Regions from separate parts of the Homo sapiens genome. Here all the other regions are linked to region 2. A link is an interaction called in ENCODE POLR2A ChIA-PET data of the cell type or tissue named here. Cell type or tissue: GM12878. All regions are shown on one strand. Region 1 has its middle 110 kb from the start of PTPRZ1. Region 2 overlaps FAM3C (FAM3 metabolism regulating signaling molecule C). Region 3 overlaps CPED1 (cadherin like and PC-esterase domain containing 1).

Region 1 (2,500 bases), 380 kb after region 2:
ATGTTTAATATGCCCAAGACCCATTTGGCATACTTGTCTATACTGCAGATGCTGGTAATCTTAATACCACCTCCAGAAATTCTGATTCAAAACTCTGAGCCCCGTACATTTTAAATGAATATTCCAGGCAGTTCTCATTCAATATTTCAGGAACTACAATCATGAAACGCTGAGTTAATGGAATGTTTAGAAGAACTAATCATTTTTACAGACAAAACTGAAATATTTAGACTATTTTTACATTATTTGCTTTTAATTCATTATTATTTTAGCCCAAATGACACCATTTCAAATTTAACTTTTTTTCTCTTTCTTGAATCTTTTTAATAACGTCAGAGAACAATGAACCAAATGGCCAAAAGCTAAATTAACAAACCACAAAGAAGCAAGCAAATGAACAAGTTTTTAATGTCTTAAACCAAGCTGTCTTCCATTCTTATTTAGATTCCTTCTGCCAAAAACTGATGAATCAAAATATATGCAAATAGGTTTGTTAAGATTTAGAGACTTATTTAGATTCTGTAGTATTACATATAAATAGTAACTATATGATGAAGTCCTTAAAATATTATTTTTCTAGCTAAAACCTTTACTTTGAAATTATGTCATCACATTCATTAATTTCCTTTTTTCTTATCATTTTCTTGATAGTTAATGTACAGTTAAATGTAGACTCCATTTCAAATTTCAATTCTGAATAAATATAGTCTTAAAGAATTCTTTTCCAGTCATTATTAGCAATAACTTTCATGTGGTTACTAAAAGCATTCATATACATTGTCCTTTGATCCATCCATTAATTCTGTGTGGACAGAAGAATTACTATCATTCTTATTTTCAAAAGAATATCATGGATATTCAGAAAAATGTGTTTACGGTCACACAGGCAGCAAATGGAGTAGGAAGGATTGAAGGATTGTAGGATTGGAAACTGTTGCTGGGCTTTAAATCCTATTCTCTCTCAAATCTACCACTTTCACTTTCTAATTAAAATTACTTCTTAATATAGTTCACATAAAAGTACATTCAAACTCAAGTTCAAAACAACCAGGAAATAATATTTTACCTATTAGTGATGGAGAGAAGAGTATATAACAAGCTAAGAAAATAAGTAAAACCAGTTATAGTCTAGTCAGCATTTTTGGGTCCATTCTCAGGTTTTACAGCCAAGCAAGAATGGGTTGTTTTGAAGGAGACCAGAAAAAGATTGAGTTTATTTGTTTGTTTGTTTTGTTTTTTTTTTTTTTTGTAAATTGGTTATAATTCAGTGACTTTGCTGAAACTAACAAAGTCTTCTCGCAGAGGTTAGCACCCTGCTGTGAACAGTCATTTTCTTCTCAAATATTATTTCATGGCATAATTTGTGATTCTCAAATTTTATGTATTTTAATGGAAGTTACAAACTGTGATAGTTCCACATAATTTTTCATGCTACTTATTTTTTATGGCTATCCTTATGTCAAAAGGGAAATGAAAATAAACTTAGGTTTCTAATATAACAGTTATAAATGAAGTGCAATATTTTAAATCCAGACATTTCTTGAAGTCACGTGAGGGAAAGATGCCAGACTCACCAATCCCTGCATCTGGAAGCTGCAGGAGAGAGATTCTCAGGCACAAAGAAGTTTAGCGTACACATGACCAAGTGTCCGTTGTACAGACCTAAGCAGCACTCACTCTGGCAGGAATCCATATTTCCAGAAACCACCTTTATTCTGCCCACAACTAGCCCCCACTGCAGCGTTCCCTCCAGGACTCACAAGAGGCCAAGCAAGGACAAAATCTCTGGCCTGTATATTTGACATTGAACCTGTTTTTCTGCACACCAACGGTATTTTTAGTAAAGATTTCAAAAGCACAGAAAAGTCAAGGTTTTCCTTCTCTTTCTCAAACACCAGTATGATGATGATTTTAAAAAGTTTAGATGATCAAAGAGCCACTTATCATTTAATGTCCCACAAAGAAGAATCTCCAGAAGTACTATGGCTAAGATAAAAAGAATACAACAGAAAAATTTTCAAGAATTTTAAATTTCTGTATATTGGCCATTTTCACGATGCTTTAAGTTGTATAAGATTATATGTGCTGAGCCATTTAAAACATAGAAAAAGCTTGGTCATTCATTTCAAGAATAAGCTAGCATAGACCAAACAGCCAACAAATTACAAGTCGTTAATTGAAAACAAACTTAGCATGTGCATTTGCATACAATAAGTTGATAATTCCAATGCCTCAAATGAAGGTTCTGAGGGAGAAAAAGATTTTAAGTAAACTCTGTCTTGAAAGCCCATTACATTGAGAGCTGTTTACAGAAAAGGAACATTCTATTCAGCTTAAATTCTTAGTATCAGGAACATAATCAATATCCAAAAAATTTTTGCTGAGTATCTGTTACATCTAAGAAGAAAAGCTAGATTTTGCCTTTCTAGAAATAGCAAAATACCTTTACAGTAAATTTGGCTGTAGTCATAGATTGCAGATTTTTGGAAGGATATCAAAA
Region 2 (2,500 bases):
TAGGAAAATAATTGGTTTGCTGCTGAGATGACAATTAAGAAAAAGACTAATTATCTTGATTTTGAGAAATTACAAGTTACCTATGTTGGGCACACGCTTAGTAGAAATTTCCATGTAAAGTATGCATTTCTTCTAGGGCTTTGGTTGATGGGAAGGGTGGGGAAAAACAGACTTATTTTTACTACACAGGAAGAGGTCATCAGCCCCTCCAGTTATTTATAAACGTGTCTTTTTAGAATATTTAAATATAACTACCTTAATATTATGAACATCTAATGGTGTTTTTCAATTTTCTCAATATGCTGCTTAATAAACAGATTAAAGTTCTTACACATAAACTCACCTATGCAGATTAAACTTGAACAAATACTGAGCAAAAACACATATTTTATCGAATCCTTCACACACATCTTAATTTAAGTACATACATATGAGACATTTAAACTTTAAAACTTTATAACTCATTTTTCTCAAGACGCTAGAACATAGCAAAAACAAAAATCAGCCTCCCTAGGTTGTCAAACCATTCTTTATATGGGCATTATATACAGTCTTTAGGTTTTTTTTTTTTTTTTTTCAGATTTTAGAATATTTGCATCATACTTACCAGCTGAACTTCCCAAATCTGAAAATCTGAAACCTAAATACTCAAATGAGCATTTCCTTTGAGCATCATGTGTTGCTGCTCATAAAGTTTTAGATTTTGGAGCATTTCAGATCTTCAGATTTAAGAAGCTCAATGTGTAATTTCAACAAAAGACTTGAACAAAAAAAAAAATTTATGTGATACTGACTAAATGTCCAATTTGTGATTTGCCAACTACCTAAAAACAAAGGGCTGAATGATTTAGTTTATTTCAGTTTAACCTTCTCAATATAAAGATTATTTAACCTCTCCTTTAGTTATTCTTTAACAAACAGGTTACACAAAAAGTACAATTACTTCTACTAAATTAAATATCTTACCTGCTACCCTCATGTTTGGTTTTTCAGTTTATGGCACTTTTCATTAATATGCTCCTAAAAAATCAAAACAAAAAGCAAATATCATTAGCTCTAGAGCAAACATTCCTCCTTAGATTGAGTTTGAAATGGGGCATATAAACTAGTAAATTTTATGACATTTCTAAGTATTATGCCAACATTGGCATTAAAAAAAAAAAAAATGGGCCTGTCTTCCACTGGACCATAAGACCTCAAGGAGGGTCTGTCTTACCCTGCTGTGTCTTCAGCTAACTGAATGACCAAAGAGTAAAAGTGTGTTATCAAGCTTGTGAATAGAAGAGAATGCCTTCTTATTCTCATGGATTATGCATCTATAAGAAACTTTTGATATTTAGCTCCAAACCTTCAGTTTGCAGATGATGTCCAAAGAGGTTAAGCTGCTTATCTAGTTGTGGAACAAATTATTTGTAGACATGGGGCTGGAATTGAGGTCAGCTGGCTCACTCCAGTACATGATGCCACTTCATTTTTGATATGACATAATTCAAGTGCCACTACCATAAGCATTTACAGCAAGGGCTTCCGATTTCAATACCAGGGACCTCTTCATGTTTTTCGATTTAAGTTTGTAAAATAATATGTTAAGAAGTACAGAACTGCAATTTTAAATATCCCAGCAATTATCATGATTGACAGAGTAATGTTAATACATCAAATGGATCAACTGTTCTTTGATATTACTGTAAGATCAACAGGAAACAGATGCTGGAAAAAAATCTGTATGTGCATGGGTGTTTTCCTCCTAAGAAATAACTCAAAATAGGTGACATTTTGAAAAGAAAATGAAAAAATAAGTAAGTTTAATAAGAAAGCCACATTCAAGTTTAGCTGGAGAGCTTCCACAGTCAACTCAACCTATTGTAAAGGAATGGAATTCAAAAGGAAATTTTGATGGATGAATCCCATTTGCCAGCAGTACATATCTATTTTAGATTGTATTTTGATATTTATGTTTCAATATTGTTGCCTGATCTAGTAATTCACAGAATGTGTCAAGAAAATAGTAATAATGGCACATCTCTGAAGGACACTGAAAAGAAGTGAGACATGCACTTTTTTTATTCACTGGACTAGGCAGGTGGGCTTCAGCAGGGTTCTGGGGGGCGGGGGAGTCTGGACAGCTCCCAAAAGTCCAATGCTCTTAGGCTAGCTCTCTTTCTTCTGCACAACATACCCTAAAGAAAAAACAACACTTAAACTGAGTTGTGTGTCATTGATTTCCTTTGTTAATTATCTGAACAGCTTCCACGTAATAGAAAAAGTCAATGTTATATATCTATTTCAACTACCTAGCCACAGGCTAGGAAAATACTAAAAGGAAACAAGATACTGAAGTATCCACAAACCATCACATAAAAGCAGAAAAAAACCTCCGCTTTTTAAATGAAAACCCCAACTGGTTATAAATCCTCTGTTGGCTTCTGGCAAAACTGAACTCAGCTTTCATAACATATACATGCTTTTCCTGCCAGCTAATTTTCCAAAATAACTTCAC
Region 3 (2,500 bases), 100 kb before region 2:
TGGAAACACCAATATTTAAGCAAAGTCTGGAGAAATAGGAGCATTTGAACTTAGAGCATAAACTAATAGCGGGAAAACTCAAGTAGAAGGTGAAGCCATGGAAAGCCACAGAGTAACCATTTGTGAAAAGGAGAGATGGAGACAGGGTCAGTGTTGTCAAATGTAATAGATAGATCTATTAAGGTGAGGATTCCAAAATAATGTTTTTGGCATGAAGCAGGGGAGTCCTTTCTGATCATCTTAAGAGTGGTTTTGGTAAAATGTCGGGGCAAGAATTAGACTAGAATAGTTGAAGAGGTATAGGAAGTGAGAAAGGGGGCTCATAATAGCTTTCAACAAATAAAAATAAGAAAAGGGTAAAAATATTGGATTTAAAGGAGGAAAGACTTTGGCATGTTTTTAAACAGAGAGGAAATAATCAATACCAAGAGACAGAATAAAAATACAGGACAAAGAAGGACAGTTGGAGAAAGGCCCCTGAGGAGCAGGTTGAGGATTCAGGTAAATAGTGTGTGGGGTGGCAAATGAACAAGGTGGGGAGGAGGGTCTCTCCTTCTCTATCATTTCTTTGCCCTCAGCTATTGCAATATTTTTATCTCAGAGCCTCCAGTGTCAACTACTTGAATCCGTACTTCTTACCCCCCACCAGGAGAATGTTCCTATACTTCACATTCGGTGTTGTCATTTAAAAATCTTTCAATGACCCTGTGCTGAAGATGAGTCACAGATTCCTACACTCCTTTTTTAGAAATGTAGTTTCAAACAGTTCTTTCTGTGTAAAATGATTAGTGCTCATTCAATCATCTGTAAGTGAATTCTATCCTCTGCTACTAGCTGATTAGATTAGAGATCAGTGCCCAGTGAGAATAAATTCACTGGTCATGAGGGAGCCCAGCCTTTTCTGAGATGACTTGATACAAAATCCTGTTTCAAAGGGAGTACCCTATATTGAATGGTTGTAACACCAATTAAATCAAGGTCTCTCTCTTAAGAAGGATAATTAAATGGAGGGTCAACAAACAGTGAAAGTAACTTATGTTGAACTACTATTATGACTCCATAAGGCAGCTATACTACCCAGCCTTTTCAATACTGAAACCTAGAATGTCAGTGTGACTAAAAAAGAGATGCTGACTCATAAACTCCTTCATGTTCTTTGCAATAAACCCCCATGTCAGGGAGTTTATTACTAGCCTTTAAGAACCAAGCTAAGCCAGAGTTTGAACTATTTTGATTACCATTTCCTACATTAAGGTTTAATGTTCTAATTTGGTGAAAACAGGTTTTGTTTTTTGAGAAATACTGAATACACCTCCACCTTATGGGTTCTCAGATAATAATATTAGTATATTAAATAATCCCAAAAGTTCTTACACTAAAGAAGCTGGTTAGCTTAGTGTGACCCAGTTTTTCCCCAGCATTTTTGACCACAGAATGACTTTTCCTTATTTTTTTTATCACAACTATTAACACCCCACTAAACACACTTTGAGAAAATTGGCATAAGGATAAGGTCTAAAAAATCATGCATGAAGTACAGACTAAATGAGGCAGATTGACCACAAGCATTTATCTTCCCTTCCACTTGAAACCCCAAGAAAAATACTTTAAAGACATAAAGCTACTCACTCACTCCCCACCCCCCGCCACAAAGAAAAAACAGAATAACTCATAACAGACAAGAAATCTGAATTCATTTGAATTCATTCTATGAAGTTTGACTTAGCAGGCAAAATAAGGTACAACTGAAAGTGCCGAGAGAAGAGAAATACTAGCTGTGAGTGAGGCATACTTGCTGTTCAGATCCTATGCTGAAAAAGATAAGGCTGAGACACAGGTCAGAAAACAATTGGCTAGAAGTCTATGTGCAAAATTGGTAGACCCCTGAGTTCCTTACCCCAGCCCATACAGTTGGGAATCTATATCATCACATACAATATCTTTTAAAATGGAACTGCAGAAAGTCTGGACTCAGAAACACAAGTATAGTAAAGAATAAATTAATCTAGAGGCTGAAAACAGAAAGATGAAGGTAAAGTTGGCGTGTGAAGGGAGGAGCCCTGAACTTTTCCCTAGACCTCCTAGCATTCCACAGTCAGGCAGAGGGTCCCTCAGACAGGAGGCTGGAGAGCTCTTCTGACATGAAACTGAATGACCCACCGGAAGATCTTCTTTGAAAAGGCCAGAGTGGTGCTGAGCAAATTAATACAGTGAAGTCATCAGTTGGAAATGTTAGTCCCCACACAAATTGTGTAACATTTAGTGCCTTAATCTTAAATAAAATATTTAAGTTCAAGAGCGTTAGATAGAAACAAATACCTGTGTGTTAACGTCCAATAGATTCCAAGACCCAAGATGCACATCTAAATAGAGCAAAAGAGGAATTAGCTTATGCTAAGACTAGTACAGGTCATTCCAATAGTGTAAAAACTCAGCAACATAGATATTCAGCCACTTGGGAAATTGAGTTTAAGACAGGGGAATTTAGTGTCTGGGGAAC

What was found. Peaks named below come from ENCODE experiments on the same cell type or tissue, not always from the same donor. Only the 100,000 strongest peaks of a DNase experiment are listed, where the experiment ranks them.
Region 1: POLR2A ChIA-PET joins it to region 2 with 8 read pairs; 2 of 35 experiments call an interaction of 5 or more read pairs at or near these places.
Region 3: POLR2A ChIA-PET joins it to region 2 with 6 read pairs; 1 of 35 experiments calls an interaction of 5 or more read pairs at or near these places.

The regions. Positions count from the first base shown.
Region 1 is chr7:121,765,743-121,768,242 of GRCh38, forward strand. No RefSeq gene overlaps it. Among named protein-coding and RNA genes, the nearest start is that of PTPRZ1, 110 kb to the right of the region's middle. In GM12878, no CTCF peak of the experiment used is centred here; no DNase peak of the experiment used is centred here.
Region 2 is chr7:121,381,991-121,384,490 of GRCh38, forward strand. FAM3C (FAM3 metabolism regulating signaling molecule C) reads right to left here. Exons shown (of 10, transcript NM_014888.3): 2 at 967-1,020. The coding sequence starts at 979. Among named protein-coding and RNA genes, the nearest start is that of FAM3C, 13 kb to the right of the region's middle. In GM12878, no CTCF peak of the experiment used is centred here; no DNase peak of the experiment used is centred here; H3K4me3 peaks cover 176 bases; H3K27ac peaks cover 2,064 bases.
Region 3 is chr7:121,277,811-121,280,310 of GRCh38, forward strand. The region is part of intron 22 of CPED1 (cadherin like and PC-esterase domain containing 1); the gene reads left to right. Among named protein-coding and RNA genes, the nearest start is that of WNT16, 50 kb to the right of the region's middle. In GM12878, no CTCF peak of the experiment used is centred here; a DNase peak (open chromatin) is centred at 1,111; H3K27ac peaks cover 1,593 bases.